2 separate regions of the Mus musculus genome follow, and region 1 is linked to region 2. Evidence: chromatin loops called from intact Hi-C (ENCODE). Cell type or tissue: gastrocnemius. All regions are shown on one strand. Links, peaks and the distances in the headings refer to the core of each region. The heading gives the core; the rest is flanking DNA. Region 1 holds the start of Gm14210 (predicted gene 14210). Region 2 overlaps Plcb4 (phospholipase C, beta 4).

Region 1 (15,474 bases), core at 4,331-12,330, 65 kb after region 2:
CCTCACCACAACCTAAAAGAGAACACTTAAACATGGTACCAAAATCCATGTTCAGTATGTTCACTCGGTTTCCCCAGATGACCTCAACGCCCTTGCCTCTCTTTCCTGTGTCCCTGTGAATAACAAAATTGCCTCTTAGCTTCTTTCTTAGAAAGGCAACAGGCACAGACTAGGATTCTTCACCTTTCTTTTCTCTCAGACTACACTGATCAGAAATCCTTCTTCTCGTCAGGAACAACAGTGACATTCGTGTTGTGAGACACAAGGGTTACCTTTTTGTCTCTACCAACCAATGGGCAGTTGACCCAGTGAACTGCTCTCTCCTCCTGGAAAACTTCTTTGGTGATAATGCCTCTGTTTCCCTTTTTCCATCTCCATCAGTCACTGTCCTCAATCTTGACCTCTGTGTCTTCAAGTGACCATTCACTGTGTATTTTCCCTTGCTAGGTGGTCACATGTGGCCCCAAAGCATTAAATACCATCTCTATTTCCATTACCCACATCTTCATCCCTGGCTCTCATGTATCCAACTGCTCCTGGTCCCAGACATAATTGTTTACTTGACATTTCCACCTGCATACTTAACAAAAGCATTAAGCATCAATGCTCATGCAGAGTCTCTATTTTCCCTCTAGACTTCCGAATCCCCACACATTTCTCAGCCATTGCTCACTTTTGTGCCTAAGAGCCATCCCGATGCCTTTTTTGCCATTACCTTCCCTGTTTACTTTATCCACTGATTTCAAGTTAGTTCAAAAAACCTGCCTAAACTCTCTCTATTCTCACTGACAACAGCTTCCTAACTGGATTTTCTGTTTCCACTCCTTTCTTCAGTTCTATATTCCCAATTAATTTACCACGACAAGGGTGAGGTACTAAAGCAAAAAGCTGACCATGTCGGTCAAGAGAGTTCTTGTTCTTAAAATAAACAAACAAGGAAGATCAACAACAAAAAAGTAGCCCTAACCCAAATCTAGCAAGGAACATGAGGCTGACTAATGCCCAACTTAGACCTCATCAGCCTGTGCTCTCCATGTCCCTTCCTCTGAGCACTATGATCACACTAAGACGTTCATGTCTACTATGACCATTGTACATGCCCTTCCCTCTGTCTAAAAAATTCTGCCTATCATTATTTTATTCTTAGCTGTTCATCATCTTGGGTTCAGTTTTAAAGTAACCTTCATAGTGTTTGGCCCCAAATGCAAATTAATCCCCTATGTATGCTGCACTATGTTGTCACCCCAAATGTGGGCTTAGAGCCTTGCCAGGCACGTGGTGAACATTCAAAACACATTTACAAAATGGAGGGGTAAACAATAGACACAAACATAAAAGGCAACCATTTATAAAACATTAATGGACAGGAAAATACTTTTCTCTAGGTCAAGTGTCATGGTGCTTACTATTAAGCCATTAAGAAAATGAAATCTAAGAGTCATTTCTGCATAATCAAAATAAAGCCATTTTTATTCATTCTAAGAAGACTATAATTTGGCTAAGAAGTAAACCAAAATATGCTTTCCATTTTAGCACCACAAGCTTTTGACAATATAATCACTGTCTCTTGCACTCTGAGGGTATAAGTGACATCTGGGAATTAACAAACTCTTTGATGCTCAAAGAAAAGACATTGTTCTTGCTAAGTGACATGCAGCCCTGACAGCAAATAAGTGAATGACAAGCCAAGTTTCCTCTCAGATTGTTCTTTTAAACAACTGGAAAGCAAACAGTCCAATCAAATTTTCAGGCTATAAGCAGAGCAGATAGTCCTCACGACTAAAGATAGTCTTTCCCTTCTCTTATTCTTTTCTCCTTTTTTTAATATAGTAAAAAATTTAAATATAGAATTATACTTTTATCAAAACAAAGTTGGAGAACTTTACACATTATATATGTGATATATGTATATATGACACATGATATATATCACATTTATATATATATATCATATATATCACATAAAACATATATATTATATATATACACATATATAACATTGATGTAACATATACATTTTTTAAACTACCTGCTGCCATACCCATATAATGCTTTCTTTTAATCTCACGTTCCCTTTTCTTTTCCTGACCGTATCCACGCTGTCTCATGCAGGGCTTGCTCCACACAAAACCAATCAGCTACTTTCGCCACTGCTCTCTCAGAGTCAGATTTGTTAGGTTGAAATACATAAGCTATGAACCACAATCTGCCCTTGATAACTAAACACGGCATCAAATGTGGAAATTGACTTGTTAACTTTACCAGCTGCCACAACCATGGGGGCAGAATGCCTTATAGACAAAAAGCACTTCTGACACTTCTGTTAGAGAATTCTCCAAATCTGGTTTTAATGGAAACGATGCTGCCTAAATGATGGGCCAAGTCTGCAGTGTGATCAGCCCGAATGATTTTCTTGGGTATTCTTGATTGCTGTTTCTAACACTGAATACTTAATGAGGGAAAGATCCAGCTTAAAAGAGGCTTCTAGAAATCTTCAGTATTTGTCCTTTTCCATCTCAAATTCCCCTTATTGATCACGGACACTTTGTACTGCCTGATATAAGGTCTGTGAGAAACCTAGGTTGTTCTTTCTAAATGGATGGACACATCTGTATGTGTGGATTGTAGATGTGTATTATAGATGCTATACTCGAAATGCAGCACCATGACCCAGCAATTACAGCCTTGTTCAATCCCTTTGACACACTTTACCATCACCTGATAAAGACACACACACACACACACACACACACACACAGAGAGAGAGAGAGAGAGAGAGAGAGAGAGAGAGAGAGAGAGAGAGAAGAGATATACAAACACACACACACTCAGAAGCAGTGGGGAGACTACGCCTTTTAGCTGTGTATTTGTGTGTGGAATATGCATATATACATTTTCCTGTGTGTGCCCATGTGAGCACAAGTGTGGAGGCCGGACCTTAATGTCAGGTGCCTTCTATTACCTTCTACTTTATTTTTTCAGACAGGTCATTCAAAAAACATTGAATGGCTGGCCACCAAGTTCCATGGATTCTCTTGTCTACACAATCCCCAGCCCCAGTCCCAAGGTTGCAAGGGTAATCGTCAGTTCCCAGCTTTACACGTGTGGTGGGGATCCTAACTAAGGTCCTCATGTTGTACATCAGGCACTACACCAACCAACCCAGCTCCCCAGTACCCTATGTGTCTTCTAACTGCATTTCAGCAAGAAGCATAAACATTCGCACTGTCCTAATGTCCAGGGGTTATAGCAGTTTCCTCCAATCAATCAGGAGCAATTGTTCATCTTCCATGACATGAGGACTTAAAGGAGCACCTGGAAATGCTTAAAGAGCAGTTACTGGGTAATTCACGGCTGCAAGTTCTTCAGAAAGGAAAATCCCACATAGTCCCTGCAATGCTCAAAGGAACAAAGCAGAGGTTAAATATTCTGGAAACAAGTGTGACTCATGCTAGCAATTGATTCCAACGAAACCAGCAGCCTCCTTCCTCACTGTGTTCCACAAGTCTAACTTCTTCCTGATTTAATGCCTGTACCACAGCTTGGTTTTACAAAACAGAGGGGTTTTCAAATAGTATTTATGTCAGTGAAGATGACAACTAATATATTTGGAACATGCACAAGTCACAATATCTGGTTGTCATGGCAAAAGGGAAGGGGAGTCTTCTTCGCAAAAGGCCACTAGAACAGGGGCTCTTAGATTTCTAATGTGCAGCTTAAAACCAGCAGGTAGGAGCTAGTTTTGGCTCTAGAAACACTCACATAGATTTTGTCAAGGTTTCTAGAGAAACCTTTTAGTCTGCAGTATGCTTGTGATATCCCACATGTACCAGAAAACTGTGGGGCAGCTGCAGCTGAATCAGAAAAGAACAAATAATGACAGAAACAGAAGCAAGAACAGGCACAAGGAGCAAAAACTGCACTATAAAAACTTGCAACCAGGAGATTCACATTTTCAGAATTCAAAACTGCTAAAAAGATATAGTAACCAAAATGGTGTGGCACAGCAAAAGAATAGGAATATGAAACAACAGAACACAATTGAGAGACGCATTGCTGCTGAGCCAAGTTAGTCCTTGACAGTGATACAAAGATCAAAGAAGGTTACTCAACAAAGACCCTGGGACTTGGCATCCCGAAGCAAGTGAATGCTGCTGGATCCTAGTGCCTCATATTCCATCCAGATCGGATCCATGACCGAGATATACCACAAACTACCAGCAAATGACCATTTTACCTGGAAGAAAACAGAGGGGAGCTTACAGTAAATTTTCATGAGCTTAAGATTCATACATGGCAACCGGGCATTAGTAGATCCAGAATATGACAATGAAGAATCAATGAAATAAAAGACAAACCTTAGCTGATAAAAATGAAACCCAAAAAAACCCAAAAAACCTTTGTTCACCAAAATGATATTTTCAAACACATGGAAATGCAACCAGCAAAACAGAAGAAAGGCTCTTCCAGTCACATCCAGAACATCTACACCTAACTCAACAACCAAAGGGCAAACAGACCACTTGAAATAGGCAGGGGTAGAAATAGGGCACTTGTCTAAGTAATAGTAAGAAACAAGTGAAAGGATGAAGGATACGACTAGGCAGGTAGGAATAAAGATTAAAAAACAGGGTGGGGACGCTGGCCTGCCTTGCACAAACTGTTCAGATCAGTGTATGCCTGAAATCCCAGCACACAGGAAGTGAAGACAGAAGGATTAGAAGTTCAAGGCCATCCCTGAGCTACACAGTGGGTTTGAGGTCAGATGTGGTACAAAAGACCCTGCCTTTAAAAGGAAAGAAAGGATTACAACCATGATGGGGTACAGTTTTATACCTACTTGGTTGACTACACTTTAAAAAAAAAAAAAGGTCAACATCTGTTGTCAAGGACAGCAAGCAGATTGTAAATTTCATGTCTGCTGGTTAAAAAAAAATGTAAATTAAGCAGGTACTGTGAGAAAGCACTCTAGCACCTCAGAGAGCTAAATGTTTACATTTAATTTCATCCCTGAGTAGATATTTTACAGAACTCAAACGGGGACTCATCGATACAACAGCCCAAAGATAGAACAGACCATGCCTATCAATGGATGAACAGACAAAGCACTCACATCTGATGGACATTGTCGTTTAGATATATGTGAAGGAATGAAGTTCAAGTGCTCGTAAGCATTTGAGTGAAATCTAAGTCGTCGTGTCTAACAAAAGACGGCAGGCACAAGAGGTTCCATACTGTGTGAGCCTAGTAATAGAAAATGTCCTAAGTGGGTACATTCACAGAGCAACAAGGCCAGCTGTTTCCTTCTGCCCTGATGACACCCGACTCTCCAGACAAGCCAGGAGATATGCAAAGAAGAAAGCAGCTGATGCTCCAGATGTGGAAGTCCAAGCTCATTGGTGGTTTCTCTCCTGGGAAAGTTTAGTTCTATGGTGGCTGGGAAATGGCCGAAGGAAAGGAGCGGGACCTAGCGAGTGCTTGATGGCAGGGGTTTTCTCTGGGAGAGATGAAGAGAGTTGGAACTAGGTGGAGGTGGCCGTTATGTAAAACTGTGAACTGTTCGGATCAAAGGTCAGTTTTTATAATCTGAATTTCACCGAATTGTAAAGAAAGCAGAAAGAGGAAACGATGAGGCAGAGCAGCCCAGGTTTTCCAGATGGATCGGCAGAAGTGAACCCCATGGAAGGGTGGGTGTGCCAGTGCTAATGATTGCGGGAGGATACCAGCAGAAGGGGAGCACATGAAAAGGAGGTGGACTGGAAAGAAGGATGGTCTTGGTTACAAGAGAGGAGCATCTGTGTATAGGCTAGAGCACAGAATTGCCAGTGTGCAGAGTCCCAGAAGGCAGAGCATCGTCACTGGGACAGAAAGGAGCACCAGGCTGAGGAGAACAGGTACCCCTTGCTCCTTAGGGCCTTTTCTTTACAGATGCTTTACGTGAACAGAAGAAAGGGCAGATAGCTACAGAGAGGGCAAATACGGAGCTCGTTAGAAGTGAGTCCTGAGCCACTGAGGTGGCCTATTATATATGGAAAACAAGAGGAGTGAAAGACGAGACAAACAGAGTGGAGAATCTCAGTATTCACTCTACGGCAGGTCCTACAAGCACCATCTCACACCGGTACCTCCGAAGATGCTGAAAAGAGTGGTACTGTGCACAGGCCAAACAAGGTCCACATTCACCAGTCACATTCTTTTGCTGGTTCCTGACAGATTCTCTCCCGGTGACAAGTTCAACATCACTAGTTTCTCAGTAAACTTAATTGCACTAGGAAAGTATGTTTCAGTTCTGGTTTTCCACAAAGTTCAATAAGGACACGTTCACATGTCCCATTGCAAAAAAAAAAAAAAAGAAGTACTGGATCTCTCCAAATTCCAGAGCACTGTTATGAAACATATTCGCGCTACATGGATTTCCTATTTGCCACATGGCTGCTCTGGCCTAGCTAACTGAGTCCTTGCTGCAAAGTCACCAGTTCTCTAGAAGGTCCAGGAGGTCACACTGTCACATGTCACACTGTCACAGGAAGCCACTGGAGTTGTCCTCCAACTGCTTCTCTCTGCCCTGATGACACCTGACTCTCCAGACAAACCACAAAATATGCAAAGGAAGGAAGCAGCTGATGTTCCAGGTGTGGAAGTCCAAGGTCATCGGTGGTTTCTGTCCCGGCAGAGTTTATTCCAATCCACAGTGCTGGGCAAGCCGCCTCTTCCCACCTGAGGACAGCAAAGACGGGGCATCCGCTGTTCTGTTAACTATGGAGAAGCAGGTAAGGGCTTTCCAAGGCAACCATTTCTACCTGCTTAAGCATTCCCTTGACATGTCCTCCACAAAAAGAAAAGAAAGTATTAAGAAAATTTCTGTTGAATTTCGTGTTTATTTTATACTTTTATTATTTCTGTGTGTGTGTGTGTGTGTGTGTGTGTGTGTGTGTGAGTGTGAGTGTGTGACTCTCACTAGAGAGTCAAGGCATTATACAAGTGTTCAGTTGTTGAGCAACAGTTCTAATCCCCGGTTTCATTTTATTTTTACGGTGCTAAAGATGGAACCAAGAGCTTGTCCGTGCTGGGCAAGTGCTTTCCTACTGAACTACATTTTCCTCATATTTTTCAGAAATTCAAAGACAGGTTAACAGTTCACCAATTGGTCAATATAGACTTCAGGGTAGAAAAGATTCTGAATATCCAATTTAAAATGGAAAAGTGCAAAATGGGTAACAGAACAAAGAATTGTTTCTTTGGAATAACAGGCTCTTCCAGGACCACTGAGCAACCCCTTCCCAGGGACTTCAACACCAGCATCTCATGAGCATCGGGTGAAAGCTGCCTAAGATACCTACCAGCTGTAGGTGCAAGAGCTAAAAGTCCACAGAACTTTCCTGGACTCTTCCTGTTTCTTCAAAGCTTAAGAGGGAACTGGAATTTGAATAAATCACAATGTGCATAATAGTGTCTCACATGCTTAAGTGAGAGGCAGAACAAGCTTAAGCCTGTACTGCAGTATAAAACTGACATTTTGTTTTCAAATGTATCCTTCTGTAATTCTGGTTAATGTTTCTCTTCTGCAAGGTTTCAGTTTAAAATAAACACAAGTTCTTCTCTAAACAGTTCATACATTCTTACAGTGCACAGGTATAGCATGTACCTGCCAACACGAGTCTATGATTAACATTTTATCCTACCCACTTTAATGACTATCTAGCCCATTCATGCATTTCAGAATAATAAGTTCCAGAGCTGAGGGCACTTTACTTAAAGGCTAATACAGTTGGCATTTTAATCATTTCTAAGAGACATGGTGACTTTGCAAAGGGGAGCCGGAAGGAGCAAGGGAGTGCCCACATTGTACCTAGTGTGAAGATGACACTCTAGAGGACAGGAAGTCCTATGAAATCAGAGACACAGAAACTGACACAATGCGGACCTTGGCTCCTGTCAGCAAAAAGTCGAAGGTCACAGTCTACTTCCTGCCCCTTTCCTCTCCATCCCGTGAGCCTGGGAAGGGTGGACAAGGAGAACCATCACTAGAGCAAGAAGAAGCTTCACTGGGAAGACAGAAAGAGAAACCCAGTGTCTGGCTAGAAGAATTCTGTCCTCTCAAGAAGACACATGGGTGACAAGCGTATGTCCTTTTAGTATGAGAAGTAAGGAATGAGAAATCTGCCCTCCCTTTCATTGTGCTATGTTTTCTTGTATTTTTTTCAATTCCTCAACATATCACTACATGAAGGGAAAGGTCTGGGCTATGGCCACGGCTTGAGAAGAACTCTGAAAGTAAAAGGAAGAGGAATGGAAGGAAAATGGAGGGACAGGGTTGGCCATTTAAGAGCTAAGCAACTTGAGATTTTGTTAAGGACCACCTGGCCTAAGTTAATGGGCAACAGAGAAGGAGAGAGCTGTCGTATGGAACTAAGAGTTCTGGAAGAATGTGAGCACATTCCCAGAGCATGACGAGAGGGGCGAGATGTGCACAGCAGGGCTGCAAAGGGCCCCTGACGGAAGCCATGAGGCATCAGGTCCAAGGCCAAGTCATAAAGTGACAGTGCCTCTGTCAGCTGGAAAAATCACCCCAGCGCTGAGTCAAGCCAAATCCTACAGTTGCTCATGAACAGACAATCCTAGAGGGGGAAAAAATAGGCTGCGTGACAAGAGAGATTCTCAGCCAGACCATGGCTGCCCCAGCCTCCTGCACCAATGTCAGCAGCCAAGTGTACTGCATGAGACACAGGACACAATCAGATCCTTTCCCAACTGTGGACCACAAAAAGGAGGTATCAAAGAGTTAGTGACTCTTGCTATTGCAAAACCCCACATTTTGTTATAAAGCAATTGATAACTGGATCATAACCCAATAAATTCTGGATTGTGGTGATATCTTACCTTATGAACTAAAAAGCTCCCCAGAATTTGGTCACTCCTTAGCTTTCCTGCATTCTAGTGAACACTGTTATTAAATATGTCTACCTACAAGTATGAAAATTCTTCTAGAACCTTCCACCTACCTAGATCACAAACATATGTTTTCCGTCTCAAAACACTGTTAGTATTTTCATTAGCATTTCTATATGCAACTCACGTTCTACCAAAAATTAATCCTAGAATATTATACCCCGAAGGTTATCAGTAACATCACACCTGCAAAATACAATTTTTTTTTTTACCTCCAGCTCTTTCCTGTCAGGCTCTCAAAAAGACTCTGATCCAGCTCACTTCAGCTGGACAGTAGTGCTGCCTGACTCTTACTGAATGGGGTTCCAAGCTGCGAGAGTCCCCAGCCCAGCCAACAGTTTTATAAAAATAGTAAAGCCTTTTACTAGAGGTTTGTATACCACTGTAAAGCTGTACTGTGCACATTGGCCCATGAAAACCAAATGTTACTTCCTGAACTCTTAAAATTTCACTATTCTGAGCTGAGATTTGCTATTAAAACAAACAAACAAACAAACAAACAAAAAAGTAAGGCTGGGAAGATGGCTCAATTGGTAAAGTGCTAGCTTTGCAAACCCAAGGACCTGAGTTCAATCCCTAGAACCTACATAAATATGTAGCACTGGTGGAATAGATTTGGAATCCCCAACACTAGAAGATCAAGACAAGTGGATTCAGAGGGGCTTAGTGGCCAGCCATCCTGGCCTGCTCAGCAAACTTTAGGTTCAGTGAGAGATTCTGTCCCCTGGAAAACACGGATAGCCTGATAATTAGGTTGCCCTCTAGGCTATACATACATATACATAAAAATGTAGGCACACTTGCATAAAAGTGCACCAGTGTGTGGAAATGCACCATGCAAACAACACACACATACACACACACACAAACATACACACACACACACACAAGATGTACAGTTGTTTTTTTTTTAAAGTATGACATCTTTATACTGATTGAATGTCAAATAATAATTTGGCTATTTTAGCATAATATGTCATTCATCTTAATTTAACCTACCAGTCAACCCAGCCTTCAGCTTTGGTCGATATTCTCTGTTTCTTTTATATTGGCATGTATAGCTCACATGGGCAGCACTGATCTCAGAGCTCAGGTGGACATAAATAAACTTTTGAGTCATTTTAAAACCGAAGGTTCCCCAGGAAATGCATGTGGTTCCTAAAAACGTTTGTGAAAATGTTTTCAAAGGATGAATAAAAGAGATAAGAACAAGAGATAATTAAGTCAGGCTGGGGATGTTGGCTCAGTGATAGAATGACAGTGGTAGTGAAGGTGGTGGAGGTGTGGTGGTGGAGTTGGTGGTGTTGGTAGTGGTGGGAGAGGAGATGGAGGAGGTGGACGAGGTGGTGGTGATGGTGGTGGTAGAGGTAGTGGGGGTGGAGGTGATAGAGGATGAGGTAATGAAGGAGGTAGTGGAGGAGGTAGTGGTGATGGTGGTGGTGAAGGTGGTGGTGATGGTGGTGGTGGATGGAGGTGGTGGTAGAGGTGGAAGTAGAGTAGGCGGTGGTGGTGGTAAAGGTGGTAGAGGTGTAGCAGGTGGAGGTGGTAATATCAAATTTGAACTTGTTTCTGGAAAGAACAGTTTCCAATCATAATATCACATGGTATCTTTATCTCTTTTTTCAAAGCACTGAAGTCATTACACAGTGCAACAATGATTTAAAGAATTTGAAATATTAAATTTTCCTAATTCTGATAGCTGAAAAATATCTATGTGTCTTTCAACACTGCAATCATTTGTGGACTTAGGGATTTGAAGGGATAGTATACTACATTCTCAAGGGAAGAAAATGCACTTCACATAGTTTCTGAGAGTGTTTAACTTCCACTGGGAAATAATGGGTATAGTTTCTGAAAGTGCTTCACTCTCGATGGGAAAGAATGGGAGAGATGGAGAACATGATTAAACTTTTTAAGTGGAGGCTCCTTCCACCACTGGAGCATCTTCTCTGGCAGTGGCAGACAGCAGAGTGTTGCCTGCAGCCGAAGGTTGATGGAAAAGGGAAACACCCAGCTCAGCTGCCTGCAGTGAAGCAGCATCTCCTGAGCGCTGGGCTGAGGAGCTCAGAGCTCCAACTCCATTCCCCTATAGGGCTGCACAGGCACCCTGTTCCACCTCCACTCAACAGTGTCTGCTGAGCGACCTGATTAACAAACCACTCCTGGAGAAATCTTCAAATTCCATATGTTGCTGTCATGATTTGTTTTTGATGTGGGGTATTGCCATCTACTTCAGGCTGGCCTTGAACTCTTGCCATAGCCACCGCCTCCTCCTCCTCCTCCTTCTCTCCCTCCTCCTACCACCACCACCACAGCATCCCATGTTCATGTGCCACCATACCCAGTCTCAGCTTAAGAAGCCTGACCTGAATACTATGCTCTGAAAATGTGAAACCATAGAATTCCATGGCTGTTCTTACTTCCCTATGCACCATAGCAGCTTTAATAAGCAAGAGTTTGGAATAAAAGCAACTCAACCATCTAATAAGCGACCAGATCTTACTCCTGAAGAACATTTGCATTACAATATATGTTAAAAATAGATAAAGATAAAGAAAAAAAAAGACAAAGATGCCAACAGCCAAGGCAACATAGTCCAGTTCTGAAAGAAATCAGGATAGCATAGAACAGTTCAATAAGGAAAGGGAGGAGGACAAGAGGAGGTGGGGAAGGAGAAGAGACAGAGACATTGGTGAAGCACATACATTACATTAGGAACTCTTCATACAATTAATATTTAATGAAAACAACTTGAAATAATTCAAAAAGAAACAATGTACCCCAAACACTAGTTTTTTTTAAGAGCCATATTTTAGTGATTATTCTGAACTGAAATCCCATAAGAAAGAAGTCTAGCAAGGTTTATTTTCATTTTCCAAATTTGAAAATCATCTTTGGTTTGGTTAGACATGAATGTTTAACAACATAAAAATGAGGGCAAATTGCCTAAAAATAATTATCGTGTTCACTGTGTAATCTTTTTTAAATATGTACGGGATTTTTGTCTGCATGTATGTCTGTGCACCACTTGTACGCCTGGTCCCTGAAGTGATCAGAAGAGGGCTTCATTTCCCCAGGAACTGAAGTTACAGACAGTCGTGAGCTGCATTGTAGGTGCTAGGAATTGAACTCAGGATCCTCAGAAAGAGCAGTCAGCATTCTTAACCACTGAGCAATTTCTCCAAGCCCAAACTGTATCGATGTTTAAAATTTATTGACTAACACTGGTAATAAGCTAAGTTCAATGTAGCACAAATAAACACAATTTAAAGCACACCACCATAAGAACTACAATGCACTGTGAATGTGCATTGTGGACATGAAAGAGACTAAAAAACACTTGGACTAGTGTGCTGTCTGAAACACTCACTGTTGGAACCAGAGGACCTTAAGCAAAATCCCAAAACAAAACCAGCAATGCTCTGACTCCAGGTCCTAAAGGTCCTAGATACTTTCTCCCATATATTATACAAAGAGCTGGATTTTATTCCACATTTTCAAGGAGTCATAATTCATAGGATCTATCTACTGAGTGGTGCTTAAGTGAGACCAAATGTTTTTACTTTTAGGAGCTCCTAGGGCGGAGAGGGTAGGATATAAAAGAATTCTCTTTGGACATGAGGGCAAGAGTCACACAATGATATCAGCCAGGTAGCCAAATCCAATCGGGCATTACAAAGATGGGGAAGGAAGAAGACCCCAGGGTGCCTGCTGTTCTAACTAAGGCCTAAGGACACCCAAGCCTCTTTCTCATCAAATGCCAGGACTTATACCACATGCCACAAAAAGCATTTCTCCTTGAGTTTAGAATATGTAACGAACCAATCCTCCATTCTGGTGCTGCTGTGATTCTTGACACAACTATCTATATTCATGAAACACTGATGCCTTCATCATTATAAAGCTAATAAAAAAAATGACCCATTTGAGGATGATGCAACTATGAGACAATGTAAGTAAGTATGGGAAAAGTGGACAATCCAGAAAGATATAATGAAAACAGGGTAGAAAGCAAATGATGTATCTATCTATACTGATTCAAAGTCTCTAAAATTACTCAGCATCCTTAACTGGACAGTGCCTACGAAGACAAGCTTATGAGTCACCCTTCAGGGGGTGGTAAAATATAGTACACTGGACTAAAAATAGGTAGGAGCATACAATAATAAATCTACTTTCTTGATCTTCTTATATCATTAAAGACTGGCCATTGCGAGACGGATTGGGTTATGCAATTCTTCCTTGCCCTCACAGAGAGGCCGGAAGACAACCAGCCAGGGTCAGTGCCAGGAGATAATGACGCACCTGGCATGGGAAGAGTGATAGGAGAAGCCCTGTACTCAGAATGCAGCTATTATGAGTAGCAGGGAAGTCGCTGGTCCATGGGAATCACTGACATATGGCTTCTTATCTCTTAAAGGAAGAAAGGGCAAACAGTGCGATCTTGTAAGAACAATTATAAAACAGCAACTTGATGAAGAGATCAGAAGGAGGTAGTCTCTCATCTTTGGCTGGGATCTGGTGCTACCTTAGAGCACTGCCTAGTATACATTTGGAAGTAACACAAACCGGCCATACAGAGAGTTCTGACTGCTGGAGCGCTTCATGAAGGATTTATGGGAAAGTTAGACAGGAATGGAAGGGATTACCTGGCATCACTCCCACAGGCAGCTGCCTTATCCTTGTGGATGGGCAGAGCTGTGAGTTCTCATGAAGGTGGGAATCTACTAACAAAACCTGTACCAGGCTTAAACCGTTACAAAGCTTTTCACTCCGTGGCCAGGCAGCACGGCCACAATCAGCAAGAACACGAGTGAGAGGCTAGTGGCCGGCAGAGTCAACAGCAGAACTCGTAAGATGGCACACAGAAACCCCAGGGGATTCTGCTTGCCTCTTTACCACACCTAGGAAAACAGCCACGCACCACCTTTAACAGACACTGCATGTAGATTCCCCCACCCGGGGGGGGGGGGGCGTTACAAGGTAGGTACTCACCAGGCAGCTGGGAGCAGCAAGCAAGGGAGGTCTACCCGATCAAATCCTGCACAGTCCCTGCAAAGAAAGCAGGGGCAGACAAAAGTCAGTGAAGTCCTTTCAGAGTTCTTGCGTACATAAGCACCCACGGATTTCAGAATGGAAATCTAGTATGTATCACTTCAGGCACATCAGGAGGCAGGAGGATATATTAAATTACTAATGATGCTAGATTTGGTAACAATGAAGGTTACAAGTCATCAAACTAGAGACGTTTACTGCTACATGCTACCTGGTTTACACATGGTCTGCAACAGTGCTATCTCCCACCAAACACTTAACTTAGTAATTAAGGAGCCATTGAACAGCAAGGCTATCTAAGATATTCAGAAATAATTGCACAATATTTTCCTGGTAAATAGGAAAATGACCTTCCATGATCTGGAACTTCAAGAACTCTTTCAAATGTCCTGAAGTGAACTGTCACCTGAAGAAATATTTCCCGGGAGTAAAGTGCTGAACCGAACAGATTCACAATGGAATTGTATTTGCAGATTTACAGTGAATTGCAACTATAAGCAAAGAAATGTTTTTCTCTTGTGTTTCCATATTTTCTCTAATATTAGGCTGTTTGCATCAAACCTGGGTTTGGTATTTAAGTCTTGGTTCTGCTAAGTTTCCAATTCTTAACAGAAAAAAAGTTCTAGGAGGTATCAGAAGTACATGGGAGTAAAAGGAAGCCCTCTGGCACATGGAAAACAGGTATAGATAGGGAGACAGGTGATCAAGATCTGGAAATTGGCATGTATGACAGTCTGAATTTGATACCCTGACCATCCATTTCTGTAAAGCCAGACGAAGCATGAATCGAATCATGACTGTGCTGGCTACTTTTATGCCAACTTCAATCAGTCAACTTGAATCCAGCCAACAAATGAAAATGATTTGGGGACGAAAACTCAACCGAGAAAACGCTTCCACCAGATCAGCCCACGGGAACGCCTGTGGTGTATTTGCTTGACTGATGACTGATATGGACGAAGCCAGCTCGCTGTGAGTGGGGCCACCCTGGGCAGGTAGGTGGTCCTGTGTGCTCCGAGAAAGCAGGCTGAGCAGGACATGCACAGCGAAATGAGCAGTACTCATCCATTTCCCCTCAGCAGTTCTTGAACTCCGGCTTCCTGCCTTGAGTTCCGGCCCAACTCTGCGATGAACTGTGGTGCAGAAGTGTAACGAAACGCACCCTTTCCTCCCACAAGTTGCTTGTGATCGTGGTGTTTCCTCACAGCAATGGGAACCCTAACTAAAACAAAGATGGAGACCCCACACATAAACTCTGAAATGATGTGCTATGAATGTTCCTATTTTATAAAACTACGAAGAGATATTCAGGCATCCCACAGATGCCAGGCTCTAGAGAACACTGCGGTTGCTGAATCACAGGTACCCTGACCAGGGCTAATTATGATGGCACTACGGCCCTCATGGAACTTACTGTGTTTTTAATATTATATTTGTTTATAGCTGTCTATGAGCATGAGACTGAAGCTG
Region 2 (15,474 bases), core at 2,449-10,448:
CTGCCTTGTCTGGCCTCAGTGGGAGAGGATGTGCCTAGTCCTGCAGAGACTTGATGTGCCAGGATAGGGGGATACGCAGGAGAGGGGATTCCCCCTTCCCAGAGGTGAAGGGAAAGGGGATAATCAGGGGAGGATTGTAGGACCCAGGGCTAGGAGGAGAGGTGGGCTGGATATTGAATACATAAGTTGATGGGGGGGGGGGGAATAAAACAGTGAAGAGCCTTAATCTAGACCAGTGTGATTTTTGTCTATTGACACCAGCATAACAAAGACAGATTAAGGAAGTTTGGGTGTTTGGATATGGGGAAGGGACTAGGCTCTGGCAAGAGACTGACTGCTCTCATTTAAACCCCTGTTCTGGATGTTCCTAGGAAGAAGTGGCTGTAAAGAATTAGGGGACTCAGATGCAGGGAACTAAGGGATTTCTTGGCTGTGAAACAGGAGCAAGGTGTTTTCAAATCTGGTTGTAGATTGAGATAACTGCATATATAGGCCAATGATAGTCATGCACCCTAAGAAGGTAGTTATGTAAGTTGAAATTAACTAAAATACAATAACACTCAGCTCTTGAATCCCATTAGACACACAGCAAGCCTGGGATATCCATGCTGGGTTAGTAGCTGCTGTCATGGCTTCTGAGCAGATTCGGCACACAGGTTCAGTAGAAGAATGCCCGCTTAAGGCAGCAGACAAGGAGCAGAGGGAATGGCAAGGCTCTTCCCGTGGTAACTCCGCTCATTTAAGCAGGGATCTGGGCTACAAGCTAATGCGAGGTGAAAGGGCACAGAAGTCTGTAAGGAGGGGTTACTTCCAGATGTGAGGAGACCAGACCTTCATCTCCTTGGTTGACATGGGGAATTTTATCTTTTGAAGTAATTGAGAAACATATATGTAAAAGATGAAGAGAGCAAACTGAACAAAGACTCTAGAAGAATAACTACATTATATCAAGGGTGTGTGTGTGTGTGGGGGGGGGGTGAATCAGAGGAAAAGGGCAACTGACACCAAGCTTGACAGCCTCAGTTTAATCCTTGGCCCCCAAAAGTTTCCAGGAGAGAACCAAATCCAGCAAGTTGTCCTCTGACCTCTACACAAGTGCACATGCCCCCCGCCCCCCCACACACATAAACAAATGGTTAAAATAATTTAAAGGCAGGCATGCACCTGGGTGGCAGACTGGGGCAAAAGAGAAGGGTTTGGGCAAGGGAACTTCCTCCCGAGGGCTGTGGGTTCTACTGTGAAGTGCTGTCACCCTCATCTGCTGCTGCCACAGCTTTAGTCAGTCATTTGCAAACACACAATACTCATGTGTTGCTGAGATTGGGTGTGAGACGGGGTTTTAGAAGCAAAGTAGTGTGGAGTGGCATCGGAAGGAACTGGAGGTTGGAAATGGGGAGGTACCTTCTAGAAAGTGGGAGAGAGCACTGAGGGATGGTGAGAGATACATACAACCCAGAAGCCCATGGAAAGGAGTGCTGTGAAAGACAAGGAGACATCTGAGCTGTGCGCATCTGCAAAGCACTGCTGCCCTTCTCTTCTGAAAGAGGAGTTCTTTAGGCACTTAATATTAAACATTTTTTTTGTCAACAAAATATATTTTGTACGTAAGTAACTTATAAGTCAAATTAGGAAGGAATACAGGGGGTTTTGTTTTGTTTTCAAAACAGGGTTTCTCTCTGCGTGCAGACCAGGCTCATAGATCAGGCTAACCTTGAACTCTCACAGAAATTGCTTGCTTCTGCCTCCCAAGTGCTGGGAATAAAGGGGTATGCTACCTTTAATCTTTTAATAGAACCACTAGGTAGATATTTTAATAGAAGTATAATGACAATAGAATTGGATGTTATTACAAATGCTATTGCAAAGTGAACCTTTGAAATTTCCGTAGCCTCAAAAAACAAAAACAAAAAACAACAACAAAAAAACCTCTTTAGGAATACAGATACATAAAAACAATGCATCAATGCAATATATATATATTGACAATTATTTGGGGGGGGTAAACCCCTTAGTAGTTATTTAACATTTTTTCCCTGACCATGTGGAAGTTAATCTATTGTTGCAGATGTGACAGCTGTTATCTGGAGCAGAAACCATGCATGCTCCTTCACACGTCAGCCCCTATGTTATGATGTTGCTAGACGCCTGGCTTTCCTTTTCTTTAGTTCTCCTACTTCCCACCAGCAGTCAGCTGTCACGTCTCAGGGTTGTTTATGTACAAACTGGAGAAGGAAGCCTTTTCCGGTTACACTTTTTACAAGTGTGCACTTTAATGGCCATGGCTCCAAAATACTGCATCTTATAGAATTGGAAAATGGTAAGAAAAATTGGCTGCCATCCAGCCTGAAACATGATTTGGCTTCCTGGTTTGATGTGTTCTTAGGAAAGCGCTCTGTTTACTCTATAAAGTTGAAATTCTTTGTTTTGTCTCTCACTGCGCTTCCCCATGAAATCACAGTGAGGACAATGAAGCCTGGCTGGTCTGAGTTTCACATGTGTTTGGTGTTTCTTCCCTCCAGGCTGGGGGAGTGTGCATGCCTAGAGAAGCAGAAGAAACTAGGATTTTCTAAATAGGAGTGAGTTGTTATGATTCAGAAGCCAAGAAGGCCATCACAAGGGTCAAAGGGGCACAAAAGCTTCAGCTCCTCCATCCTCGAACCTCGTGGCACTTTGTTTCCCAAGACAAATGCTTTTGCTTACCTAGCACTAAGAAAGATAAAACTCTGCTAGATATCACATTGGGTCTCTTTCGGGTGACCTCTCTGATTTATGGGAAAACAAGTAATATTTTTAAGCTATCTTACAGATTATCTGAGGCTGGAAAATCGCCTTAGAAATCTGAAAATCATTCGGGTCACTCGAGCAGTCAAGAAGTGTGATGTCTCACACTAGCCCACACTACAGAACCTTGGTACTGATGGGGTTGGAACAACATACTGCTCCAAAATACGACCCCTTGCCATTTGACACGGTGGTAGACTTTGGAAAGTCAGTCTCAACTTCCAATACTTCCCCTCTCCCACTTTTCCAGAAGCAGGCTACACAAATGTATGTGACATGGCATAAAGAGAGGCCCTGCGAAAAGAGTTTCCTGATCGAGGAAGATGGAGGGACACGGGAGAATAGAAACTGTCAGGGCTTGCTTGCTGAACCCTTCAGTTTACTAGCATTCCCTCAACCACAGCCGCTTGCTAATCTCACTCCACCATGAGTGTCTACTCCCCACAGAGCATACGAACACTTCCCATGATCTCCAACTCTCCATCTGCATCTTCCCTAGGCTCCTAGCCTTGTTTCAAACACATTACATAAACCCTTAGGATTTTTTCCCTACTGCCTATCAGTGAGAGAGAACAGACAGTAAATTCTGTCACCCGCGTTGCCATCCTGGTCAGTGGTAGCCAACCTAGATCAGGTGATCAGAAGGAAGCCTTGAATAGAACAGTTAGGCCCTGGCTTTCTATGCCACATTGTGTGATGTAAATATAGCCATTTACATGACTTACTCTCTGTACAAAAGAGTTGAAACTATAAGCTGTTTAGATGATATGTATTTCATATTGTTTACCCTAATAATTTGAGTCTGTAGAAACTCTGATTGCATGTGAGCTTCAAGGACTATCATCTTATTCTAATCTCAATTATCAAGGAAAAAATGTTGGGGTAAATTTCAGTTATAGGTCACATGTTCAGCCCTTTTGAGGCTCCAGGCTGAAGCACTAGCTCCAAAGAAGAAAGGAAGAAAATAATAACCAGCCAGACATGGTTTTATGCAATGCTAAGCATTACAATGAGCTTGACAGTGAAGTGCATTGTACTGGTACCTGGGAAGAGAAAAATAAGTAAAGCCTAGCCCGTGGGCTCTGGGAATGCAGACTACTTTTCAAAAGGTAGAAACATGATTAAAAAGTGTGATGGAGGTAAACCCCACGAAGGAAGACTTCCGGTGGCACAAGAGAGTTATGGACTACTGCAGAGGTCAAGGAGATGCCTGACCAGGGAAGATTCCTCATCTGAGTCCTGAAGGCTGAGCAGGAGCTTGCTCATTAAACCCCGGGAACAAGTGTACCTCAGGAGGAGAAAAGAGTCCACGAGAGATTGGCTATGATTACCATGGAGGGTGCATGAGAAAAACTAGTGGGAGATAAAATTGTGGAAGCAGAGAAGAGATGAATTATGGAAAGCTTGGGTTTTAAAAATGTATTCCATGATCTCAACTACAAGGGAGAAATAAAACACAAAATGAAACAAAATAAAAAGGCTAGAAGAAAACTGCCAGGCAATCTAGCTTCTGGTGGTAGGATATTGCTTTGATTCATCTTACAGTACAAAACACTTACTCCTTTTGTGGTCAAGTTACAAACATGCGAATACTATCACTTTAACACCCGAAGTCAAGGTAAGAAACAATGATGGCATTTTGGTTCATCATTTGCTCTTTCAATTTGATTTCTTGGAAATGTGACTCTTATAACAAGATACATGCTGCGAAGAGCAAGTCAAGTTAGCCAGCACAACCAAGTTCCTGGGCAAAGGCAGTCTCTACTTAAGGACACTCTCAGCCTCAGGGGGCTGCATATCCGCCCCAACACTCCTTGGTTCTAAAGGAATCATCTCCAGCTGTAAGAGAATTCATTTTAGCTTTCCCTGTGCCTTAGAGAAAAGTCCACTTTCATCCTAAACCTTTCCCCAGGTCATCTCCAATTCAAGTCTTCAAGGTAAGGCTCACCCTTCCATCCCTTCTAGCTCATTGATGGCTCAATTCCTGGCTCTACAGAAAGCCTGGAGCCACCGATATTTTGCAAAGGTGTGAACAAAAAGCCACAGAAGCAGAGGTGTGCAAAGCTTTGGTCATAACAGTCTGCACAAATGAAACAAGCAAATAAACTAGCACCAAGCCCAAGCACTGCTACACACGGAGAATAGAAAGGTTTACGAGGAAAGCTTGCCAAAAGCACGGCATTAACCCAAACTGTTCCTACATGAGCCCTATCTGTAAAATCACAATGATAGCAAACACCTTATAAGGAGCTCATCGGTGAATGAAATACAACATATGGAATGAAATAAGGCACTCATTGAGAAGTCAGCCTGTCACAAGGCGGTCACTTAATAAATGACACCCAGCATTGCTATCATTTTATCGGGCACGTGGTGATCATTCAACAACTCACTGACAGTATATTATCATTCTACCCCATTCTTCACCCTCTGCCATTGCAATTTTATAAGCCTCAAAGATGTTACTTGTGTGAAAGAACATTCAGCACTCTGATCAAAATTAGATAACTTTTTAGAGTGTTTTGAGAGGGGAAAAAAGTTAACGGCACTGTTACCTCTTCGTATCTGTCAAAAACTGCTCCTTCTTGCAAGAAAGAGGGCACTTCCTTCTGCCAGTTAAATTCGTAAGGTTTGGCCATGATGGTATTCAAGACCTGGAGAAGAACAAATGTCTTATTAGTGTACAAAATTAAGGTGCAAGTGATTATCAGAGCTCAGACATTTTATGTTGATATTCTTTAAACATGTGAGAGAAGTCCATAGAGGTCCGTAGGTCATCTTCCTTCTTATGTCTTCCCATCATCGGACCCCAAAACTTTTCCTCTTTGTCTCTAAACCTGGAGAAACACTTCATATACTGTGTAATATCTGCAGAGAGAAATAGGCCCATGGATCACCTCAGCAAGCACACACAGGAAGCCGCTGTCAGCATGACATACCAAAAACCAATATCACTATGGTGCGGTAAGACTCAGAAATGTTGTATGCTTAGCATGTGTGAGGCCTTGTGTTCAACCCCTATAACCACAGACAGGCAAATTAACTTTTAAATAAAACACAATATGGCAAGGCAGAAACAGTGGCACACTTAGAATTCGCACTACTTGAATTGCTGAGATGGGAGTTCAAGGCCATCCATGACAACAAAGAAAGACCCTGGCTATGGAGAAAAGGAAGAGGAAGGAGAGGGCTTGGAAGAAACTCAAAAGGATCCAATATAGTAACTTCATGGGTTTGCCAAAGTGTATGTAAAGAGGCATGGAGTTCTCTGTAGTATATCATGTGTTCTAGGATGTTCTAACTCATGTCAACTACCCCTTGTACTTTTTACCTTTGGCTTAACTTTGAAAGGAATAGCAGAGACATCTAAAATAAAATGTTCATATCAAACATGAAAAGAGAGTTTCTAACCATCTATGTTGTCTTTCACTGGTTTAACTCTGATTCTGCCAGGATTGACACAAGTACTCAGACTTAAGCACTCAGAAGGGGGTTGGATTTCTGCCTTTCTACCTTCTTCACTACTGAAATATTCATGTCCCACCTGAGTACTCCTTCCATCCACATGGCCTACGTACACCTAGGCCTCTGGGGACTGTGGCACCTGAAGGAACACAGGGACTAAAGGATCATAGCCTCTCAGCAATGATGGTGGAAGCCATGTCTGGCTTAATGTTGTTTAGAGATCTAGGGATCAAACCAAGGAATAAGGCATTTTGGGAAAATGGCAGAAAAGTATCCCAAATTTGTTGGATTTTAAGTTGGAGGGAGTGCTGTTCTCTGAAATACTTCCTGGAGCACTAGGGGCAGCAACCAAATTACTTTATATGAATGACACAGTGAAGACAAAGACCATAGCACCAGAAAATGTTGACCCAATCAACTGATTTTTAAAATAAGAAGCAAATAAAGGTATGCTTAATAATTCAACTCAGTTTAGAGAAACTCAGAGTATTAATGAAGTTACCTCTTGAAAGATGGGAAGGGGACTGCCATCTTTTTGTAATCACCTCAAATTGCCCAAGCAGCTAAAAGATTATGGTCCATGCCAAAGTTCTTCCATTTAAATTCACAGCTTGCCTTGGAAGTCCTTACCTACTTAAACCGGAAGCTTTAAACTTTCTCCTTTCCCTCCTCCACCTGCTAGAAAGGCATTACCTCACTACAGAGGACCCAAGGGAAAGGAACCACCTGAGGAGGATGGGGATTTCAAGGGAATGACCATCAAAGAGCTGAGACAATGAGGCAGCCTTTCCAGTGTACACACATAGAGCAGCTACTGGAAGGCAGCCAGCGGGTTTTACATGGGCCCATTGTCTGCGTCTTACACAACTGGACAGATTGTTTTACACGGGTAACCAGAGGACACTCTTCCAAGACTGCAGAGAACATGGGAGGGAAGAGCCAGGAGGGGAGTCCTGGATGGGCTCCTTCATCCGAGATGGCAGAAAGCGCCATCTAAATAAAGAAGATGTTGAGAAACCTGCAACCAGGAGGACCCAAAGAAGCTAAATAGTCAAGGGTGTGTGCACCAGCCAAGAAGATGCCCTGACAACCACACAGCACAGCATAACCCCTAAAACTCAAGACAAAAAAACACCCAAAATTATCTTTCAGAGATAAGAAATTGCCATGGAATTTCCAGTAACCAAAGTGAGTTAATTGCTTGAACCTCTAAAGAACCTGTGATGTTTGTAAAACAGACTACGGCCACCCTGAACTCTCAAATGCCTTGTTTTACTTCAAGCTAGAATCCAATTTGACACTGACATGTCATTAGTAATAATCTCTCCATTTGCTAAAAGTATCTCCATCTTCATCAAGCCATTAAATAGCCTTTTCAAAAAAACACCAAAACCAAAAAAACAAAACAAAAAAACCACCTATGGAGTGCAGGCCTAAGAATGGCAAAGAGCAGCAGTGTCGAAAGTTGAGGATAAGAGTATTCCTGTATACTTTGGGGGAAAAAGAATTTTGTAATTAACTTTTATGCCCTTGAAAGGCCCCTCACCAATGGCAATTTTACCAAGGATTGATTCTAACTCAATGTATGCAAAGCCTGTGGACAAAAATACTATTGTGCCATTTACGGTAGAAAAACATTGGCTGTCTGTGGTCCTTAACTAAGCAATCACTTAAATACACTACACATTTACATACTCTTATACTTATTAAAATCAGGCTGGAAAGGAAGGGCTGTTTGCCTAACAGTGGCCAAGCGGAAGGGTTCCTAAAACATATCCAGAGCTTTTGTCAAGCAAATATAAATACTCCCAACATGTGGTCAGGCAAATAGAAGAACAGTCTGATCCCAACTGTTCCACGCTATCAGAGTTTGGATGTTAAAGGTCCCTAAAAAGCTTGTGTGGGGGAGGCTTTCTCCCTAAGCTTTGATCCCCAGGCCTCTGACTTTATTCATGGATTTACAGACTCATAGCTCACTGGATTGGAAGGGGTTCTACTAGACAACTTATCTGCTTCTCTAGGCTTCTTTGCTCTTCCCCACGGAGTGCTCCCTGCCCCACCACAGACTCACAGCCCTTGGCCAAATGATGCTGGACTAAAGGTTTTAGTGAAACTGTAAGCTAAAATAAATCTTTCTGGCTTTAACTTCCTTCCTTCCTTCCTTCCTTCCTTCCTTCCTTCCTTCCTTCCTTCCTTCCTTCCTCCCTCCCTCCCTCCCTCCCTCCCTCCCTCCCTCCCTCCCTCCCTCCCTCTCTTTTACCACAGGAATGAAAGCAGTTAACACAGTACACACACACACACACACACACACACACACACACACACACACACAAGCACTACTTAAGAGTTGGTGATGAAACTTTTAGTGATAAAAAATACTTCCTTCTATTTTAAAATACAGAAAAGTATACTAACCACAGGTTTTATGTTTAGGAAACAACATTCTCTAAACTGAAAGAAAGATGACATTTAACAAATTATTTCTTTTCATAAAAATCTGTTCTTAAAGTTTCTGTATTTTCCACCAGAGCTCTTGGCAAGAACAAACAGTAAGAAATGACAAGCAAGGCTGTAAACTGTTTCCTCTCCACTTCTAGGCTTTCATTTCTTCACTGTCTACAGGAAGCCTCTCACACACAGGCTGGAAGGACTTGTCATTCAGCACCTAGCAACGGCTTCCTCAGTGCTGAAACCTGCATTAACATTTCACAAAGCTATGTTCTAATTTAAAAAAAATATTCCTTCAAAATTTTATACATGTGCACAAGAAAATATGATCATATCTACCGGATCCCTCCCCCTCCAACTCTTTGAAGATTTTCCCCAACACTTCCCCACAGAGATTCCATGTCCCCTCCCTCCCTATTCTCTTTTTAATAAGCCATCAAGTCCAATTAGTGCTACCAATATGTGCAACGTGTAGGGCTACTCACCCTTGTCATGGGGACCCTTGTCAGTGACCATATCCTCAAAGAATGATTCTTCTTTGCCCAGAAGCTACCAACTACCAATATTTCCTCAGGAGCTAGAGGGACCCCAGGAGTACGACCCTTAACCAATTGATGCCAAAGCTCTGGGTGGCTAGATCTTCTACGGGTCTTATATGCACAATCACCTGTATATAAGAGTTAATCGCTACAGTGGTTATTTCGTGTTCAGAAGACGACATTTAACAACAGCCCTTCCCATCCCTTAGTTAGTACATTCTTTTGCTTCCATAACGTTCCCTCAGCTTTGTGGGGAAAAGGGCTGGTTGGTTGATTGGAATGTCGCCTTTAGGGCTGAACTCACAGAGTCACTTATTCTTCACTTTGACCCGCTCTGCACTGACTGACAGCCACTGCAGGAGGAAGCTCCTCCAGCTGGGGCTGAGGGGCTCTGCTACTCTTGCTTTTGGAAATAAAACAGATTGCGGTGGTGTCAGAATTGATCTGTCATGGATTCTCGATTCGTACTTCAAAACCTATGGCTTCTGCCACGTTGAATCCAGATGAAGTGCAATTGATGCAAAGTAATCTCTTAGAGTTCCCAAACACACAGCCCACAGAAGTAAAATGAGAACAGAAGGGGGGAAAAGCCAGTATTTATCTCCATCTCTTGCAGCTCAAAACTGATCAGAGTTATGGTCAAAGTGTGACTCTATTTATGGGATAATTTAAAAATTTGATGAAAATACAATTTTCAAAAACTGTCTCTATAAAGGCATTAGGTGAACCTTATGACCATACTACAGGCTTCGTTACATCAGGACTTTCCAACATGAGTGGAAACCATGCTGAGTTATCTGGGGCATTAGAGAACAGCAGGATCTGAATACAGTAAACAGCCGATGGTTTATTACAGGAGTGACACAGGAATAGCATTCTTTGCCCAAAACAAGTCTCATGACTGACACTCCTACAGCATAAGACAGATTATGCTCAAGTAATAATCAATTTATTTAGTAAGTATTATATGATATGAAATTCTCAGAAATAAAGACTCATAGAAATGGGACAAAATTATGTTTTATACACAGCTTTCCTATTAATTGGACAGCCATATAAGAAACTGTAATAGCTGAGTAATGGGATACAATCTCACATTCATCAAACTTTGTTTGTTCACATGCTTCTTGTCATCTCTGTGTCTTCCTCCCTTTCCTATGGATATGAGGGTCTCTCATAGACAAAGAAAAAAGTCAGAAAGTGATCATCCTGCATTTCAGCTTAATAGACTCTGTATGCCAGGACACCAAGTGTTAGAGTGGCATGTTCTGAGCCCAGCAATATAATATAATTCAGTTTGTGATGACCGGTTTTCAAAGAAACAGAGTACAACAAAAGTGTAACTGTTCCCAGAAGAAGCTGATGCATTCCCCCGTATTGCTTGGATGTTGGTTGTTAAGACAGCAACATTTCTCATGCATGCCATCTGAGTACATAGCTAGGCCTCCCAAATCCTCTTAAGCAGGTTCAATGACTGAAACTGTATTAGAGTAGCTGTTCCTGACTGAGGATTTCTCCTCTCGTTATCCACTGTTAATCACTTCTTGCCTGGAAGCTCCGTCCCTCTGAAAGATGCACGTGATCACTTACGTTGGAGAGCCATAGTGCTGAGGGAGAATGCTCTCTGCAGAGGTCAGGAGTACTCATGCCATACCATTGCACACTTCCTTCTCTGGTTTGTACTCCAAAATACATATTAGGCCCATATCTGGCTTAATAGTATTTTTATACTGCAGAAATAATATTGTCATTTGTATATAAATCCCTTTTATATTAATACATTGCAGAAGATGAAGAAATTTGTATTTAATGTGACACAAGGAAAGACGTAAGAACAGTTAGAATGCCCACACACAGTCATGCACATACATGCTGGTATACATGGCAGTCCCCTTGGAGTGTAATAGAGTCCTATCACTTGGTGCCATCGTATCGACAGGACACCACATATTACTCATATGTTTGTGGTGATATTAGTGGAAACAAACTTATTATAATGCCAGTCATGTAAAAGCATAGACAAAATTATCTTCAGTGCACAAAACTTAATAATGAAAGAAGAAGGAGGGCTGGAGAGATAGCTCAGCGGTTAAGAGCACTGACTGTTCTTCCAGGGGTCCTGAGTTCAATTCCCAGCAACCACATGGTGGCTCACAACCATCTGTAATGGGATCCGATGCGCTCTTCTAGCATGTGTCTGATGACAGCTGCAGTGTGTGTATGTGTGTGTGTGTGTGTGTGTGTGTGTGTGTATATATATATATATATATTAAATAAAACTTTAAAAAAGAAGGAGGAACTTTCTATCTTATGGATTTACTACATGATACTTTTTTAATTCTTAGATTTGGTGTATACCTACCATTAAAATCATCAAAACAGTTTCTCCCTTACTAGTAGCTGTAAGCCATACAGAACGTTGGGCCCTCCTTGCTCTCACAGTGGGGTTTTCTATTAAGTTGTGAGGAAACATAAAGCAAAATGCCCATGCACTTGGAGAACCTTCAGTTTGGGGAAGAGGCTACAAGCATAGTATATAAAAGTCCTTCTGGTCCTTGTTTCCAGATATTCTAACCTGAAATTTTTGGTGGGAGAGGAAGTTGTCCTTGTAAAGATAACTGACATCAAGGGAGAGTTAATAAGAAAACCAGCTTCGGTTACCATTCGCCTCTGCTCCAGTTTCTTCCCATCAAACTGGCAGAAGTTGGTTCTGCATACTCAAAGTGGGGATTCAAACTAGAATCCTATGGGCAAAGTTCAAAGCGGGCTCAGGCTCTCTTGGCTTCTCTTACATCAGTGCTTCTCAGAGGTGGGCACTGTCATGTTTGATCGTCACTGTCAACATAACTGAATTTGTAATCACACTGGAAACATCTGGGTATGTCTTTGAGAATGTTTCTGGAGAGATTTCACTGAGGAGGGAATACGTGACATGAACTTGGTCAGTGCCAGACTGACCAAAACGGGGAAAAAGTCCTACATATTACCTGTTCTCTACTTCCTGGTCTGCTGAGATCTGAGGAATGCCTGCCACATGATTCTGCTTCTGCAACTCCACAGTATCTTCCTCTCTCACCGTGATGGACGTTATGTTCCCAAGCCATGAACCAAAATAAATTCTTCCTTCCAGGAAACTAACACCATACAGTAATCACCAGTGGTGATCACAGATGTATAACTGCAGGCTCCACTCATCTTTTCTAAATGAGAATCTTGGGGGGAGGGGCTCAAGAAGCCAAGGCATATCCAGTTAGGAGGGTGGCTCTGATATAAACTAGAGATTGAGAACAACTGATCGAGTCTTTATCTGACTAACGGAAGAGGTGGTCCAGAGGAGAGAGAAACCAGACGGGCATCAGGGATGAAAGTGAAGGTAAGGAACAGAATCTGTCAATAATGTACCTCTTCCCAGCCTGAGAAAGCAGAGACATGGAGACTGAGTACAGGCAGCTGCTTTGCTGTCAACACCAGTAGTCAATACTGAGGGCCTGAAGTTACTGGGTAATCCCTTTAAGCATTTCTTCCAAGCTTCGTTTTTTAAGGGTTAGGTCTGGAAAAGGAGCTGTGACCTTTAGTTTTAATTGTTGCCTTGACACACTCCAGCATGACCCAGGGAAATCCTTGCTGTCCGACTGTGCAGATTAGTTATGTAGGCATAACTATGGGAGAATTCTCTTGACTCTGCTAATTGAGGTGCTAATCGCCAGTTACAATTCCAGAAGCAGACTCATATCGCCTCCTGAACGTTCACTGGCAGTCTACAAGTGTCCCTTTCTCTATAGAGCTCCATTGCCACACACCATATTGCAACATGTTAATCTGAACTTCATCTACAGTGAACTGTAATGATCTGCATTTGCTGTTATAATGTCAATATCCTGGATATCAAAAACGACGAACGAGTATCTTTCCTTTTGGACAAACTCTCAACCAACCCTAAAGATGAACTAGTATAGTAAATTAGTATTTGCTAAGTGAAACTTAGGCAACTTTTCTCCGTGTCCCTGCTCTTCCCTCCAGCGTCTCCAAATGTCCCAGTGCTCCTTTCTCAAAGGACAAACCCCACTGCTTGCCTGGGATGCAGTCTGCAGAACAAGTTGCCATTCCCTATGTTGCTCTGCGGCCGGTTGGGCTTATCAATAATGTCTAGGTGGGATGTCTCCCTCACAATTTTCTAGGCCCCACACCTCAGCCCACTCCCTCAAGTGTGTACAGTTCACAGTGGCACCTGAGTCCTGGTGAAAGACAATGACACCCTGACCTTATCTGAGTGGGATGCGTGGCTTTGTTAACCCCTTTAAGAGGTAACCTCAGAGGCCTCTTATGTCTACCCCTCCCCAGCCTTGCCATCCATTTGCCCTTGGACTAGCTCTCACCCACTTAGATAAAAATGTCACCAACATAAATCAAACTTCTCAAAAGGAAAAAAAAACTACTTTACAGGCTCAACTTTTGCTTTAATTATCAGAGTATTTCAAAGGAGAGGTTTTTATTTTATCTTGCCTTGAATAATCTTCCTGAAGGTTGCCTCAGGCATGAATACGTGTTAAGTCTGAAGACGACAAGACAAGATTGCATAACACGGGGAAGAATCTGTGGATGGGGCGGGCCCCAGTTCAAAGACTCAAAGGATCCTTTCTTTTAAAAACTATTTTCTTATTAAAATAAACACACACACACACAATGAACTATTAAATTTAATCAAGATTCCTTGTAGTTAAACACTGGCTAAGCTGTTTTATAAATAGGCCACTGCTATTTATTACACAGGAGTCATAGGATGAGAATAAAGCTGAGGTCCATGCATGACCATGCATAATGGAACCGAGTCCAGACCATATATGGAGAAACTACAATATATATATACAAAATACATATGAAAATAACAGTTGTGCCATGCTCATAGCCCCAAAGGTATTATTCTAAGGCCGGAAAATCAGTCTCAGTTAAAGACATACAGCATAAATAAACCTCAATCACACAGGAGAGCACTTTGTGTGTTCAAAATGGTGTCATTTCAAACCTTCAAATGTTTTACATTAAACTCAATGATGGAGCTGATAAAAGCAAATCAGGAGAGTGAGAAGAAAGTACATGGCACGTAAGTGTTTAGGGAAGTTGTTTCTACTTTACAACTTTCAAATTAAAATTATTTTATTTAGTTACTTGGGGGGAGGTGTGTGTGAGCCCCTCCTTTCTCCCACCTCCCTATGGATCAAGATGTAGCTCTCCATTACTGCTCCAGTATCAATCAGCCTACATAATGTCCTGCTTCCCACCATGATGATAATAGACTAAACATCTAAAACTGTAAGCCATCCCCTATTAAATGCTTTATTTCCTAAGAGTTGCCTTGTTCATGGCTCATGGTGTCTCTTCACAGGAACAGAGCAGTCACTAAGCCAGGGTTCTGCAGTGTCCTTCAGGAGCACAGGGAGGTGGCTCTAATCCTGTATACCTTCCTCTTTAACTCTTAGAGAAAACCTCCAGGGACATAATAGAATCACTTCACAAATTTATTCGATGCTTTTGTCTATGAAGCATAAAAGTATCTTGATTTTTGTCATCTCTTCAGATTTGACTTCTTTGTGAAGATCCCCATTTACATACACATCAAAAGCTGCACGTTTTACTCTTGGTAACGACCCTTGCACTAACTGGGTTTCTACACAAGACAAGCAGATAGCATATGAACTAGTGGGAAACTCTTTTTCCCTGACATGAGAATGGGCATAAAACTAGAAGTAGGGGCTGTGGCTGTGGCTAAGGCTGTAAGATACAGTGCTAGCCTAGGGTGCAGAAGGTCCTGGGTTCAAAGCTCAGAGTCAGAAATAGCAGTGAAGCTCCAGGTGTACACAGCACATGCTGCCTGTGGCTTCATCTGATAGTCTGGCAGGGTGACGGGGTCTTCTTCGTTCACTTCAGTCACAGAGGCGCCCATATTTACATCATGAGATAAACATTCCAATGTTCCATTAGAAAAGTGAACAAGAGATAGCCATATCTCACAGTTCTATAAGCAATGTGTCTACAGATTTAAAAGTGGCCCTAACTATAATTACATATTAAGCTGTTTCCACAATGAATATGAAGCCTCCTATAGAATAAACAAAGTGGCAATCACAAATAAGTGACCGTAAGTCTAGCTCGGCTCCATCCTAACCAGCTGCTGGATGCAGAGGAAGCACTGAATCTCCTTAAGGTTAAACATGTCTCCTTGTTTGTACAGCATACATCATAT

Evidence for each region. A loop is a pair of places that touch in the nucleus more often than their neighbours do. Peaks named below come from ENCODE experiments on the same cell type or tissue, not always from the same donor. Only the 100,000 strongest peaks of a DNase experiment are listed, where the experiment ranks them.
Region 1: a loop joins it to region 2, with 2.0 times the contacts of the local background. A loop is called at or near these places in 1 of 42 quality-filtered maps.

Annotation. Positions count from the first base shown.
Region 1 is chr2:135,804,076-135,819,549 of GRCm38, reverse strand. Plcb4 (phospholipase C, beta 4) reads right to left here. Exons shown (of 39, transcript NM_001355153.1): 3 at 13,945-14,001. It overlaps Gm14210 (predicted gene 14210), which reads left to right and starts at 6,536. Exons shown (of 2, transcript NR_166432.1): 1 at 6,536-6,770; 2 at 7,251-7,605. In gastrocnemius, for the core only: no CTCF peak of the experiment used is centred there; a DNase peak (open chromatin) is centred at 8,586; H3K27ac peaks cover 1,036 bases.
Region 2 is chr2:135,867,344-135,882,817 of GRCm38, reverse strand. Plcb4 (phospholipase C, beta 4) reads right to left here. Exons shown (of 39, transcript NM_001355153.1): 4 at 5,337-5,435. The coding sequence starts at 5,420. Among named protein-coding and RNA genes, the nearest start is that of Gm14210, 62 kb to the right of the region's middle. In gastrocnemius, for the core only: no CTCF peak of the experiment used is centred there; a DNase peak (open chromatin) is centred at 7,082.